Regions from separate parts of the Mus musculus genome. Here region 2 is linked to region 1. The links are chromatin loops, found by intact Hi-C in ENCODE. Cell type or tissue: heart. All regions are shown on one strand.

Region 1 (8,000 bases):
ATTATGGGGGAGCATGGCACAAGCATGGCATCATGGCACTGGAGATATAGTTGAGTACTACACCCAGATCTATAGGCAGGGAGAAACGATAGGGGCTGGTACTGGCTTGGGCTTTTGAAACCTCAAAGCCCACTCCCATGACATACTTTCTCCAAGAAGGCCACACCCGATCTTTCTCAAATAGTGCCATTCCCCGATGACCAAGCATTCAAATAACCTATGAGGGCCATCCTTATTCAAACCACCACAGGTGAGCTTTGCTGGATAATTTTAAGTGTCATATTAGCTGGGATGAAAGATGCCCCAGTTAAACATCATTTCTGGGTGTGTTGAAGTCTATGCAGATGGCCCTCCATCTTTGTGAATGGCTTTGTCCAACTCACTGAGGGTCTGGTCTGAATAGAACAAAAAAACAGAAGAAGGGGGATATGCTCCTTCTGCCGGATGGCTGGAATGTTCTCTTAACCCTAATTGAACTTCTCTCATTGTCCTTCTGGCTGTCATAGGTCCCCAGCTTTCAGGTGGCTTACGGGATTTTTCAGCTTCCATAATAATATGAGCTAGTGCTTTTAAATAATTAGTATGTTGGTTCTGTTCCTCGGAAGTATCCTTAGTAACACACCCGACAGTTTTACATAAGTGCACGAAGCAGTGGACACAGGGCTTATAGGGCTGATGAGGAAACCCTGTGAAAGGCAAAAGATTTGTGGCACGGAGGTTATGTGCTTACTGCTCTTCCAGAGGACCCAAGTTCAGATCTCAACACCTATACGCCAGGCAGCTTGAAACTGCCTGTAACTCTGGCTCCAGGGGCTTTGACACCTTCTTCTAGTCTCCATGGGCACCTGCACACATGTGGCACATACACACACATATGCATACATTTAAAATTTAATTTAGAAAAAAAAGCCTAAAACTGAAGAGAAGCCTTAGTGGGGAAAATCTAATAAATACCCACCTATACGTCAGGTTTCTGTGAGCCAAAGACCATCCTAGGCAGCTACATAAAGAGACTCCATCTCAAAAAGAACAAAGAAGCACCATTCATAGTCAATGACTGTTGCTGAGTGCTGTGGAGGATGTTGGCTTCCTATTGGACACAGAGCATCCACTAAGTACAATGCACAATACAAGCGCTCTGTGTATCCACATGCAGAGTGAAGTGCCCTTTACAAGACAAGCAAAAGAAAGCCAGATGTGAGCACACACAGCCCACATGCTCATGAGCCCACAGGAAAGTATCTAAAACTAAACAGCTGGAACTGACTCCAATGAAAGCCACTTTTTAAAAAAGATTTATTTGTTTTACATATATGAATGCTGTCTGCATTACACCTGCATGCCAGAAGAGGGCATCCAAACTCATCACAGATGGTCATAAGCCACCATGTGGTTGCTGGGGATTGAACTCAGAACTTTTGGAAGAGCAGCCAGTGCTCTTAACCACTGAGACATCTCTCTAGCCCCCCTAAATAGTCACTTTGTGGATGGGGCAGGGATGACCTGTGTAGTCCCTAGAAGTAGGTGGCACTCACTTGCATCTTTATTTCCCATGCTGGTGATCAAGTCCAGAGCCTGGTACTGCCAGGGCAGTCTACTACTGAGTCATTGAGCTCCACTACATGCCCAGCCTTTTTGGAGATAGAGTTTCACTATAGAATTTACTCTGTCACCCAGGCTGGTCTGGAACTCACACTTCTGCCTTGGCTTCCCGGAGGCTGGAATTGCAGATCTGTGCTCCAGCCTGGCTCTACAAAACTTGCCCCCCCCCCGCCCCCCTGTGCTGGCAATTGAACCTGGAGCCAGGCAAACATGCTACTGCTAACGCTAAATGTCCCTAGCATTTTTTTTTTCCAGAGCTGAGGACCAAACCCAGGGCCTTGCACTTGCTAGGCAAGTGCTCTACAACTGAGCTAAATCCCCAACCCCTGCAATTTTTTAAAATTTTATTTTCAGAGATGATCTTAATGATTTGCCCAGGTTGTCTTGAATTTTTTTAAAACATTATTTTATGGGCAGACATATTTTGCTAGCATGTATGTCTTTGTACCACTTGGATGTACGCTGCCTGAGGAGGCCAGAAGAGGGAGTTGGATTCCTAGGGACTAGAGTTATAGCCCTCACCATGTTGGGGCTGAGGATTGAACTGTGGTCCTCTGGAAGCATAGCCAGAGCTCCTAAGCTTTAAGCCAGTACCCTGGCCTCAAATTTTTGCTCCTTTTGCTCCAGCCTTTTGAGTAGCTAGGATTATAGGCCTTGGAAATAATTTTTAAAGGAAAACCATATGTTTAATAACACCCAGGGCACCCAGGTATGTACCCAGAGGCAAAAATCTCAGACTCACCTAACCCTGGTCCTGATAGGTAACCCATAGATAGAAAGCTTGTGAAAGCGAAGCAAATAGTGGTGGGGTGGGGAGGGGACCAAGCGTGGATAGGAATTGTGAGGCTTCAAATACAGCGAGACCCCCTTTCAAAAAAAAAAAAATCTTAGCTCAGGACTAGAGAGATGGTTTAGCAGTTAAAAGCATCTGCTGCTCTTCTGGAGTACCTAGGTTTGATTCCCAATCTGCATGTGGTAGCTAGCGTACAACCAGTTGTCTGTAAGGCCAGTTCCAGGATATCCAATGCCATCTTCTATCCTCTGCAATCGGAAAGCATGAATGTAGTGCAGAGACATGAAAGCAGGCAAAACACCCATAGCCATTTAAAAGAATCCTCACTCAGCTGCAGACCCACAAGCAACTCTTTCAGACACTCCATCCTAGTCACACACTACAAGGTGGATCGGAGCTCTCTCATAGGGCACTGCTAGTCTCAACACTCTCGATGGGTGCTTTCCTGGTTTTCTGTGTTCTTATGGATGATTGCTTAGCAGGACGTGACACATCTGGCAGTTGACAGAGAAGGACCATTAGGGACCAATCTCAACAACTTATCAAGACCCTCAGCTCCTCAAAAGAGGAAGCACTTATATTTGTACTTTTATTCTCAAGGCTGGCAGTGTTTGGCTTGGTTTTGCACTGCTAGAAGTAGAACCCAGGGTTTCTTCAGCACTGTTGTACCACTAAGCTGTACCCCGAGTTTCAGTTAGTCTTCCTGCTTTTCACCTCCTGCCTCTGTCCACACCCAATGTCCTCAGCTAGCACCTCCCATTCCTGCCCCTTGATCTCCAGGCACAGAGCCAGCCTCAGCCCCAACCTACCTGCCTTCCAGTCTACCAGGAAAGATGTGTGATCCAACATCTGAAAGTCAGGTAAGTGTGGGGTCGTGGAGGCTTTGGGGCATGAGTATTGACCAGGCTGGGGGTACCCAACCTGGGTCTGCTGACTTGCTTTCCTTCTCAGGGACACCCTTGTGGCTTTAGCTTCCTTGGGCTTTTCTTAAAGATAACCAGAGGGCAGCAGAAGCCCTGCTTGGGCTTGTGGAGGGCTCGGGTTTAAGGGTTGGCCGCTCTCTCTGGGTGCTTCACTGGGGAGACAGTTCAGCTTCAGACACGTAGAGACACCCAAAGGTGGTTCCTGGAGAATGCCCATGAGGCACTCAGGACAGAGCTGTGTCAGAAGGGCCCCCGAGAAACAATGACCTTGAAGCTGGTCAAAAGACTCAGAGGCCCTGAAAGGCTGGAGGGAACCTTTAAGAGGACTCTGGAGCAGACCAAAGGAGGGAGGCCGTGCTGTCCAGGGCACTGACTACTCAGAGAAATGGATGAGCTTATTTTCTAGACCCTCAGCACTGGGGGTGCCCCAAAAGCAGTACTTCGGGGGAACCATGCAGATAGAAATGCAGATTGCAAAAGTAAAAATAAAAAATAAAAAATCCTAGCTGGGTGTGGTGGTGCACTCCTTTAATCCCAGCATTCAGGAGGCAGAGGCAGGCAGATTTCTGAGTTCGAGGCCAGCCTGGTGAGTTCCAGGACAGCCAGGGCTATACAGAGAAACGCTGTCTCGAAAAAAATAAAAAACAAATCAAATAAATAAATAATAATAAAATAAAATAGAAAATCCTGAAAGTCAGTGACCGGAACTGGGAAATGAACAGCTTTGCTTAAACCATTAAAATAAATAAGAGGGGAGAGATGAGCACAGAGATGGAAAGAGAAAGCAAATGTGCAATAAAAATCGGCTATGTTCAGGGCTGCTGCTTCAATCAGATTCAGAAAATACTAGTAATTTCTCTTTACACCATAGACACGAGGAGAAAAGCATAAAGTAGTTATATCAGGAACTAAACAGGGCGCTCATACAGATTCAACAAACATTTTCAACAGGACTATTTTTAATTCATGTGTATGTTAGTGCAGCTGCCTATAGTGGCCAGAAGAGGGCACCAAATCCCGTGGAGTCGGGGGTTACAAGCCTTTGTAAGCTGCCTAGCATGAGTACTAGGAATCAAATTCTGGTCCTTTGGGAAAGCTGTGAACACGGAGCCCCAAATAGGATTGGAAAACCTAAAACAAAATATACAGCTTTCTCTTCCAGGGGCCTGAATGCCCCTTAGTTACTTCTTTGGTTAGTTGGTTGGTTTAGGGTTTGGGAAACTGACTGTTTCCCAAGTAGATATCTGAATGGCTCGCATGCACAGACATTTTTCCTTTAAAACAATTAATTTTGTGCCAGGAGGTGGTGGCACAGGCCTTTAATTCCAGCACTAGGAAGGCAGAGGTAGGTGGATCTCTGAGTTTGAGGTCAGCCTGGTCTCCAAAGTCAGTGTGAACAGCCAGGACTGCACAGAGAAGTCCTGTCTCAAAAAAACCAGACAAACAAAACCCCCATTTTTTATGCTATGTGTATGAGTATCTTGCCTGCAATGAATACATGTGTACCACGTGTATGCAGTGATTGTAGGGGCCAGTACAGTTACAGACAGTTGTGGACCACCACGTGGGTGCAGGAAACCGAACCCAGGTCCAGCAATATACCCTCGTTCTGTAGTTTTACTTTGTTTTGGAGAAAAGGTCTCACCGCAGTGCTTAGTTGATCTTGAAACTCGTCATTCTCCTGCCTCAGCTTCTCAAGTGTTGAGATTACAGGGGCACAGCAGCACACTTGGCGTCATTTTTTTTTCCGAGACAGGGTTTCTCTGTGTAGACCTGGCTGCCCTGGAACTCACTTTGTAGACTCAGACATCTGCCTACCTCTGTCTCCGAGTGATGGGATTAAAGGTGTGCGCCACCACGCCCGGCTCTTCCTTTTCTTGTGACGTGCGTTTGGGTGTTTTGCCTGGATGTGTGTCTGTGCATGGATTCCCTGGAACTGCAGATACAGAGAGCTGTGAGCCACCATGTGGGCGCTGGGAAGTTGAACCCCAGTCCTTTTTGCAAGAGCAGTCAGAGCTCTCACCTCTGCATCGGCTCTCTAGCCCTACCCAGCCCACAGCTATAGCTGCAGATCAGAAAAGGAGGGAGCTGGGGGGTTGAGGGGTGCTCTGAATCTTGTCTTCACAAGAGATAAATTCCACTTTCCTAGTCTTCTCCTTTCTCTAGCAGGAGGAAAAGGAAGGGAACCCCAGCCCCTGACTAAAGCACTTTGTCACCTTCAGCCCCAAACCCATCAGCCTGAGACTGATGCACAGGAGGCAGGCCAGTTAGTTATTCTCTGGGCCCCTCTATTTTGCCTTCTGTAGGTTAATCCCACCGCTCCCAGTGCTGGAAAGTGCAAGCATTGTGGGAAGTTAAAAACGTGCCACCATGTCTGGCCTTAAATATTTACTTTAATTTGATTATTTTATGAGAATGGGAGTGTGTCGGTGTGCCTCCTGTATGCAGTATCCTAAGCGGCCAGGAGAGGGGAGAAGATCCCCCGGAGCTGGAGTTAGAGCAGCTAGTTGGGAGCTGTCACGTGGCTGCTGGGAATCGCACCCTGAAGCCAGTGCTCTTAACTCCTGAGCCATCTCTCCAGTCCCTATTTGATTGTTTCCCCCCACTTTTTCTTTAAAAAGAGATTTTATTTATTTAATGTATGTGAGTACACAGTAGCTGTCTTCAGACACCCCAGAAGAGGGCATCTGATCCCATTACAGATGGTTGTGAGCCACCATGTGGTTGCTGAGAATTGAACTCAGATCCTCTGGAAGAGCAGTCAGTGCTCTTAACCACTGAGACACCTCTCCAGCCCCTAGAGCAACAACTTTACAGAGATTTTTCTTGAAGGAGTTTTCCCCTTGGAATAAGGATGAGGAGGATCATGGCGCTTGGGCAGGTGATGGAAACGGAGAAGAACACTTGGAAGTGTCTGGTGGCAATTTGGCTTTTTCCGAGTTTTAAGGTTTGTTCCTTTGTTGTTGTTATTGTTGTTGCTGTTGTTTTTACATTTTAGTTATGGAGAAGCAGCAGCCAGATCCCTTCCCCGTGTCTTATCTGTAGACTTGACCACATTGTGATGACTGTAAAGAACATTGAAGACACCACCATGTTTTATTCCAAGATCCTGGGCATGGAGGTCACTACTTTCAAGGTAATCATGTCCCTATATTCAAAACTTCAAGTGCATTAAAGTGTGTGTGTGTTGTGTGTACATATATATATGTATATCCGCTGCATCTGCAGGTGTAGGCCAGAGCTCTGATTTAGCTAGACAGAAAGGCTAGGGAGCCCAAGGAGACTCCCGTCTCAGCCTTCCAGCACTGGGTTCAGAGTAGATGCTGCCGCACTGACGTTTTTACACAGGTTCTGGGAATCTGAACTCAGGTCCTCTTCCTGTGTTGCAAACATTTTACTAACTACGCCATCTCCCCAGCTTCCTCCATTAAAGTCTGATGACATTTTATGGCAAAGGATATCACTCAGCCAATAGATTGCCCTATACACACAACACCCTTGTTCATACCCCAGTACCCCGTAAACCAAGTATGCAGGTAACTGGAGAGATGGACACAAGAGAATGGAAAGTCCAAGATCATCCTTGGCTATTTAGCAAGATGGAGACCATCCTGGGATACAACATTGGCTATTTCTTTGCTTACTTGTTTTTTGAGACAGGGTTTTTTTCTGGATAGCCCTGGCTATCCTTAAGTTCTGAGACCTCCTGCCTCAACCTCCTAATGCTGGGATTAAAGGCATGTACAACTACTGCCTGGTGAGATACTGTCGTAAAAATAATTTATAATAATACTATAAATCTAATTAAAGGGCTGTGGATTTGTTGTTGCTTTATGACAGTTTCTTTGTATATAGCCCTGGCTGTCCTAGAACTTACTTTGTAGTAGACCAGTCTGGCCTCGAACTCACAGAGATTTGTTACCCTATACCTCCCAAGTGGGGGGAATACAGGCTTGACTGTACCACCACTGCCTGGCCCTGAGGGGACTTTTTTTTTTTTACACACAGGTGCTGTATTGAGTATTTGTGATTGATATTTGCCTAGCATGCATTAAATACTGAGCCTGGCCCAAAATGTTTTATTTTATTTTATTTTATTTTATTTATAAACTCCAAGCCCCCAGACACAGGAAATAGTAGAGAAAAGGTAAAAGGATCAATGGAAGAGATTTCAAAATACAAACAAGGAGACATTTGGAGAGAGGGTCAAAGCACCAGAGAACTAAAGCGAGAGGTCTTGTTAGTTCAAGGTCCCTGGTCTAAAAAAAAAAAAAAAGTACAAGAGAACTTTGCAGCCTTTATACACAAAGCGTTAACTATGTATTCAGCGTATCAACATTCAGATATGCCCTGTGGGAATTGTAGAACACCACACTGAAAAAGTGAATCTTAAGAGTTGGCCAAGAGATTAAAAAGTGGCTCATCTACAAAAGAAAAAGAAAGATGCAAATGTTAGGGTTCTTGAGTCCCACCAGAGGCCAGGAAACAATAGAACTATACTTTTAAGATTCTGGGAAAGCACTCCTGCCCCGCCTCCAGCTCTGCCTCAGCATCTCTCCATGTGGTCCCTACTCCCAGAACAAAAGCCGTTCCCAGCCTTAATCAGAGAAGCCTCTCCCTCCAAAGAAAGGCGATGAATACATTCAGGCTTCCTAAGATGCAGAGAATAACAACAGTGCGGA
Region 2 (8,000 bases), 160 kb after region 1:
ACAGGGGAGTCCTTTAACCCACTCTTCAACTAATGAAAGAGGATTAAGAAAGAAGAGACACTTGCTAAGGACCAAACAGCTTATAACAAACATGCGGATCACCGAGAAACCAAGAGCAGACCTAGAAAGAACTGATGGAGCCCAGGGAGCACCCATTTCACCGATGGGGAGACAGCCAGCCTAAGAGCCACATCTTCTGATTCCCAGTTCAAAAATGTCAGGGAACAATTTTCCTTCGAAGATAGCAGAACCACTGGTGTGGGAGGAGAGAACAGGCCACAATCTAGGATCCCTTCATGTCAGTATGGGATTTCAAAACTCCTTGTTTGGTCAAAGATCTAGCTCAGGCTTAACAGACAATATCAAGAAATTACTAATTCTAAGCTGGCACAGTAGCATATGACTTTAACCCCAGCAATTGAGAGGCTAAGGCAGGTGACCTCTGAGAATTTAAGGCCAACCTAGTTTACACAGAAAGTTCCAGAACAGCCAGGACGACCAGAGTCTCAAAAAAAATTTACCAATTCTTAGTTGTACATACCGACTTACATCTATAATTTCAGCTCTTAAGAGGCTGAAAAAGGGGCTGGTGAGATGGCTCAGAGGTTAAGAGCACCGACTGTTCTTCCAAAGGTCCTGAGTTCAAATCCCAGCAACCACATGGTGGCTCACAACCATCCGTAACAAGATCTGACTCCCTCTTCTGGTGTGTCTGAAGACAGCTACTGTGTACTTACATATAATAAAGAAACAAATCTTTAAAAAAAAAAAAAAAAGAGGCTGAAGAAGGATTATTCCAAGTTCCAAGCTAGCCTGGGCTAGAGAACAAGACTCTGTCTCAGGAAAGAAAAAAAATTTTTTAGGTATGACAACAGGACTTTACTTATATGAAAACAAGAGAAAACAATATAGATGTATCTGTTAAAGAAGCACAGAGAAGGCCGGGCAGTGGTGGCGCACGTCTTTAATCCTAGCACTTGGGAGGCAGAGGCAGGCAGATTTCTGAGTTCAAGGCCAGCCTGGTCTACAAAGTGAGTTCCAGGACAGCCAGGGCTATACAGAGAAACCCTGTCTCGGAAAAAAATAAAAGAAAAAGAAAAAAGAAAGAAACAGAGAAGGGGCTGGCAAGATGGTTCAGTGGGTAAGAGCACTGACTGCTCTTTCTGAGTTCAAATCCCAGCAACCACATGGTGGCTCACAACCACCCATAATGAGACCTGACACCCTCTTCTGGTGCATCTGAAGACAGCTACAGTGTACTTTTTTATAATGATAAATAAATCTTTGGGCCAGAGCTAGTAGGACTGAGCAGGGTCAACCTGAGTGACGGGGGTTGACCAGAGCAAGCAGAGGTCCTAAATTCAATTCCCAACAACCACATGAAGGCTCACAACCATCTGTACAGCTACAGTGTACTCATATACATAAAATAAATAAATAAATCTTTAAAAAGAAGCATAGAGAAATATTTATGAATGAAATGATAATACGATATAGTTCATAAAGTAAGGCTATCCATGTGTTAATCACTTTGTGAAGCTACGTCACTAAATCTGAAAGGGTTCACTGTTTTCTCTACTTTTGTGCAAGTTAAAAGACAAAAAACTCTAATATAGAAATTTGTAAAGATCTAGATTTTTCTTTTTTAGACAAGACAAATATAAGCTTTGGCTGTCATAGAACTTGCAATGTAGACCAGACTGTCCTTGAACTCAAAGAGATCCACCCTGCTTTTGCCTCCTGAATGCTGGGAGAAAAACTGCTTCACCATGCCCAATTTTATTATATACACAAGCATAAACACAGGCACTAAATATGCACCATCCGCAATATACGATACCAGAGAAACACCAAAGTGACAATATGATACAGTTAATCCACACACAAAATCCTGACTCTACATACTTTTGTATAACCTTAGACTAGTCACTCCCCACTTCTGAGACATTTTTCAGTCTCACGTTCACCTGGACTTGGGGTTAATAAAAGGGTTTCCACACCAGGTGGTGGTGCACACCTTTAATCCCAGCACTCAGAAGGCACAGGCAGGCAGATCTCAGAGTTCCAGGCCAGCCTGGTCTACAGAGCAAATTCCAGGACAGGGAGGGCTACACAGAGAAAACACTGACTTGAAAACTAACCAACCAACCGACCACCTACCTAACTGACAGAATAAGTGGGTTTCCTGGAATCTTGGCAGAGCAGTATGTCAACAGTGGTGTCCCTTTATCACTACAATTGCTGTTATCATTACTCATTTAACACAATCCAACACCAGAGGCCAAACGTTAACAAGAGCTCCGCGCCTGTTTATCCTAAAATATCAAGCAGTTACCTCTGCCACAATCCTGTCTCAAGGACTGCTACTGACTACTAGGACACAGCTCAGAAGCCTTAAGCCCCTCAGCCCTCAAAACCAAGATAGAGACTCACCTACAGCCCGAAATAGACAGGCACCGTCCTCCTTCATCTGCTTGATGATGAAGCCTTTCTTGTCCCGCAAGGCCTTTTCAAACCAGTGTTCCTGCTGGAGGAAAAAGTAGGAAGATCAGCAACAGGGAAGCCCATACCCTTCTCCAGGTGCTGCCTTCAAGTTCCTGAGAAGACCAGGTGATTGGCCAAAAGGATACTGGAAAGTTCACAGCCCTTCTTGACTACTCTGTGACTACAAAGCAGGAGACTTAAGTCTATGGACAAGGACAAGACAATCCCAGGGAGGCCCCAGATTCCCTGAAAACAGAAACTTCATCTACTTTCAGAGCCCTGCTCTCAATCTTGCAAGACCTGGCCCAGGCAGCCAGGGACCTAGACCTCATAAGTTCCTAGATGGAGAATGTGGTGTTCTAGTAAAAAGTTTCCCGGGCTGGAGAGATGGTTCAGTGCTTCAGAGCACTGACTGTTCTTCCAAAGGTCCTGAGTTCAACAATGTACTCACATATATAAATTAAATAAATAAATATAAACATAAATATGTATGTGTATATGTATATATGTGTGTATATGTATGATATATATATATATATATATATATATATCACAAAATTGAAAAAAAAGTAGACAATAAAATATAATCCCTAGCCGGGCAATGGTGGCACACACCTTTAATCCCAGCACTTGAGAGGCAGAGGCAGGTGGATTTCTGAGTTCGAGGCTAGCCTGGTCTACAGAGTGAGTTCCAGGACAGCTACAGCTATACAGATAAACCCTGTCTCAAAAAACAAACAAATATATATATAATCCCTAGGGGCTACAGAGATGGCTCAGCAGTCAAAAGCCCTGACTGCTCTTCCAGAGGTCCTGAGTTCAATTCCCAGCAACCTCATGGTGGCTCACAACCATCTGTAATGGGATCAGATGCCCTCTTCTGATGCGTCTGAAGACAGCAATGGTATACTCACATACAGAAGATAAAGATATACAATTATCTGAAATTCCAAATCTCTAAATGCTTTGAACATCAAAAGACCTGAAAAAATACAAAGCCCGACGTGGTGGCGCACGCCTTTAATCCCAGCACTTGGGAGGCAGAGGCAGGAGGATTTCTGAGTTCGAGGCCAGCCTGGTTTACAAAGTGAGTTCCAGGACAGCCAGGGCTATAAAGAGAAACCCTGTCTCAAAAAACAAACAAACAACCCCCCCCAAAAAAAAAGAATAAAGAAAAAAAGAAAGAAAGAAAGAAATACAGAAAACTCAAAGTCTTCATCTAATTCATGTCCCATCATAACCTAAACAGAATATACCAAATACCCTACTTGAGGGTGAAGGCTCAAACATTTTCCCACAGAAACATTTAGGCACTTGATCATGAGGTGCTTCTTCAGCCTGTTAAAGTATTATATAATATAAAGTATAAACACCAGGAAATTGAAATTCTGAGTAGTTCCTAAAATTCAAATCACATTTGATTCCAAAGTGTTTGGTTAATCAACATATACAAACTCATACTTCTAGATTAAAATAATAATAATAATGACCTTGACAACTTAAAACATTTCCATTTCAAAAGGAGGCAGAAGCAGATCTTTCTCAGGCCTCTCACGCCATCTGCTGGCTGCCAGAAGCAGACAGCTTGACCTAGCAACACAGCTGCACTACAAAATAGGAAGCCCTGTTCCTAGGAACTTATAGGCTCCCTGCTAAAGTTGATCACAAAGGGCCATTTTTGTACCCCACTACAGGAAATGGGTAGAAAAACCAGAGTAGGCATAGTGTCCGGAGGTCTAAACCCAGCCAGCTCCATCACTGCAGTGTTTTCTGGTTGTAGGGAAGCTGCCTAAACTCATACCAGTTACAAACTGAGAAGCATTTGGTCTTCTCAACACATCTGCCAAGAGAGCAGGAGGTTGGCTCTGTAATAGCCTATACTGGTGAGGTGGTCACTAAACATAAAAGAGGAAAAGACCAACAAAAAGCGATGTACAAGGGCTGGAGAGATGGCTCAGTGGTTGAGACTGCTGACTGCTCTTCCAGAGGTCCCGAGTTCAACTCCCAGCAACAACATGGTGGCTCACAACCATCTGTAATGGGATCTGATGCTCTCTGCTGGTGTGTCTGAAGACAGCAACAGTGTACTCATATACATTAAATGAATAAATAAATCTTTGTGTGTGTGTGTGTGTGTGTGTGTGAGAGAGAGAGAGAGAGAGAGAGAGAGAGAGAGAGAGATACAAACCTGGCATGGTAGGGCATGCTTTTAATTCCAGCACTGGTGGGGGGCAGAGATGAGGCCAGCTCCCCCCCCCAAAAAAAGAGATGATGTCCACTCAAGAAGTCCTAGGTGAGTGTCTAGAAAGAGGATGAACATAGACAAAGGAAAACCTAGCCAGCCCCACCCTCTGGGGCCACTACATCAGGAAGGTGTCGCGTCATTTGCAGAGATGACAAATATACCTGTAAGCCTTTAATGTGCTTCCCTGGGTAGCACAAACCCATCTGTGCACAACCTTCCAGCAGCACGGGTGCTCATCCTGCCCTGGAGGCTGTGCACTGTCATAGAAGTTCATCGTTTGCCCACATTTTTAGCCATCTCCAAGACTCACAAGGCCTAGCCTGTCAAGGGGTGCCCAGAAAAGAAACTTTTTTTTTTTTTTTTTTTTTTGGTTTTCCGAGACAGGGTTTCTCTGTATAGCCCTGGCTGTCCTGGAACTTACTTTGTAGACCAGGCTGGCCTCCAACTCAGAAATCCGCCTGCCTCTGCCTCAGAAAAGAAACTTTTAACCATAGCCCCATACCTTAAAATAGGGAGAGTTAAAGGGGGGAGAACAGCATTCTCCAAGGTAGATGAGGAAGATAGAAGGGATACAAAGAGAAAAAGAGGGGGCCTAGTTCTCATCTCACAAAATAGGAGTCATTCTGGGATGGACAATGAAGACAGAAAAATGAATCAGACTTCCGTCTCTACCCTGGTAAACTTTGAAGGGAAGGGTACAGAAATACGCAGTGATGACGTACAGTTTGAGTGGGGCTGCAAAACAAATGAATGCTCCCTTGCTTTTGTGAAGCAGGAAGAGACCTTACCCTGACATTAAAGCTGGCACTTGAGCAAAGGATCAAAACTTGCTTGATAAGTGGATAAGAAATAAAGTCATTTCTGTCACCAAGCACCAGAGATGCTCAAAGCCTGGCAATGTGTATAGGAGAGCAAAGACGCAAGCAAAACTAGGCAGCTAAGCAGGGAAAAGCCAGAAAGGATGAACTCATATTAGCTGAGTGCTTTGTCCTATGCCAGGTGCCAGATACAAAAGTGACCTCATTTCATTGTCCTCACTGCAACCCAAGTGGCAGGAAGCAGCATTACCCACACTTTACAAAGGCAGAAAGGAGCTGCAGTCAGGGTAGTAGCAAAGCCTAGTAGTAGAGACACAGCACATGATGTACCATGAGCGGTGACACATGCCTGGTAGCAAGTCCTGGAGGAGTTCTGATGTGCCTAAAAATAAAGGAAGTCTGACTAGACAGACCTTTTGCACAAATAGAGTGTGGGTCCTACGATAACTATGGCATCTAGGCCTGCATCTAGAGGATGTATCACTAAGCATCCACTGGCCTTCGTATCACAGTTTGAAAACCTAGAGCTCTAGCTTTCTTCCTCTCTCACTTTGGGAAGAAGATGTTTAGGAAGTGCTAGAAGGCTGGAGAACAGTCCAACAATCTGTAGATGTATTCTGTATTGGTGTCCTGACCCGAGAAGATCAAGTCTCAATCCTGAACTTTACATGTTCAAGACCAATCCTGGAGCAGAGTCTCTCTCCCCATCTCTAAGCCTTAGCAAAAGGACTAGACAAAGCTCTCTGATACCATAGTATCCCAGGAGTTAAGACAGGACCCTGTTTAAAAGCTGGTTTAACAACGTAAAAGCCACCAGGCGGTGGTGGTGCACGCCTTTAATCCCAACACTCCGGAGGCAGAGGCAAAACTTGAATTTCTGAGTTCGAGGCCAGCCTGGTCTACAGAGTGAGTTCCAGGACAGCCAGGGCTATACAGAGAAACCCTATCTTGAAAAACCAAAAACAAACAAACAAACAAAAACACCTAAAAGCCTAAGAGAAGTTAGAATAGGCTATGGAACCACTGATTTAGGTTTCAATGCAGTTCTACCAAATAAAAGCCAAGTGATGAACTGCTTTGAGCCATAGTGTTCCAATCTGTGAAATGGGAATATACACTTCCTAGTACGTGGGATACTAGGCAGTACTTTGTCCAGTAGAGTGAAGGGGAGGAGATGAGACAAGGTCTATGTAGCCCTGGCTGTCTTTGAACTCACTATATAGACCAGGCTGGCCTCAAACTACTAGAGATCTGCCTGCCGAGAGTGCTGGGATTAAAGGAGTACCTTATCAGTTTGTAACTACATCTTTCCAAAGTGCTATCAAGCCAACTACTTCCGGCTGGTGGAAAACATGGTAAGACCAGTGCATATACCTAACCCAGCAGCAGGACATCTCTTAATGAGTTCCCATTCCCTCCCGATCTGGATTAGACTGAATAATGTCCACCTGAAAATATCAGACCTAATGCCTAAAACCTGTATGTGTTTTTAAAAGGGTTTTGCAGAAGTGACTGGAACACTGGAGTCTAGGCACAATCTCAGGTGTGGATGTTAATTTTTGGGGGCGGGTGTGTTACGAGACAGGGTTTCTCTGTGTAGCCCTGGCTGTCCTGGAACTCACTCTGTAGACCAGGCTGGCCTCGAAGTCAGAGATCAGCCTGCCTCTGCCTCCCAAGTGCTGGGATTAAAGGCGTGCGCCACCATGCCCAGCAAGTTTATTTTTAACTTGACTAGACTTGGAATCACTTAAAAGACAACTCTAGATGGGAATTTCTTCAGGGAGTTGCCAGGTAAGTCTAACTCATTACCTGAATGTACATGACACCATCGTATAGGCTGGGGTCTCGGGCTGAATAAAAAACGGGAAAAGGAAAGAGGAAGTTGAGCATCAGTATTCTTCACTTCTTCCCTGATGCAACATGAAAGGCTATCTTACGTTCCCACTGCCATGCCTTGCCCACTGTGATGGGGCTGTACCCCTCAAATAAATCTCTTAAGTTGCTTTTGTCAGGTATTCTGTTACAGCAACAAGAGAAAAGAGATAAAGTTAGTACCCAGAAGTGGGGTCACTGCTGTGTATACATGACCATACAATTTGTAGGCATTTAGAGGTGGTTGCAGGAAGAATCTTAAAAGGTTTAGTTCTGTGGGCTACAGAAGACCTAGAGTGCCAAAGTAGAGCTTAACAGTCTATTCTAGTAGGAATGATGACTAACAGAATACAGAAATGCGAACAATTAAGTCCTGGTTAAAGAGATCTCAGATATGTCAAAGGACTAGAGGCCATTTGTTTTTGTTTTTCTTCCTCTTTTTTTTTTTTTTTCAAGACAGGGTTTCTCTGTATAGCCCTGGCTGTCCTGGAACTCACTTTGTAGACCAGGCTGGCCTCGAACTCAGAAATCCTCCTGCCTCTCTCTGCCTCCCAAGTGCTGGGATTAAAGGCATGCGCCAT

Evidence for each region. Hi-C counts contacts between places; a loop is a spot of excess contacts. Peaks named below come from ENCODE experiments on the same cell type or tissue, not always from the same donor. Only the 100,000 strongest peaks of a DNase experiment are listed, where the experiment ranks them.
Region 2: it touches region 1 in a loop (13-fold over the local background); 5 of 42 quality-filtered maps call a loop at or near these places.

The regions. Positions count from the first base shown.
Region 1 is chrX:8,013,672-8,021,671 of GRCm38, reverse strand. It overlaps Glod5 (glyoxalase domain containing 5), which reads left to right and starts at 3,180. Exons shown (of 4, transcript NM_027227.2): 1 at 3,180-3,255; 2 at 6,317-6,454. The coding sequence starts at 3,229. The region is part of intron 2 of Gm39488 (a long non-coding RNA gene); the gene reads right to left. In heart, CTCF peaks have their summits at 1,343 (motif pointing right), 4,321 (motif pointing right) and 5,782; no DNase peak of the experiment used is centred here.
Region 2 is chrX:7,850,831-7,858,830 of GRCm38, reverse strand. It overlaps Otud5 (OTU domain containing 5), which reads right to left. Exons shown (of 9, transcript NM_138604.3): 2 at 2,434-2,527. Among named protein-coding and RNA genes, the nearest start is that of Otud5, 13 kb to the right of the region's middle. In heart, a CTCF peak has its summit at 4,050 (motif pointing left); no DNase peak of the experiment used is centred here.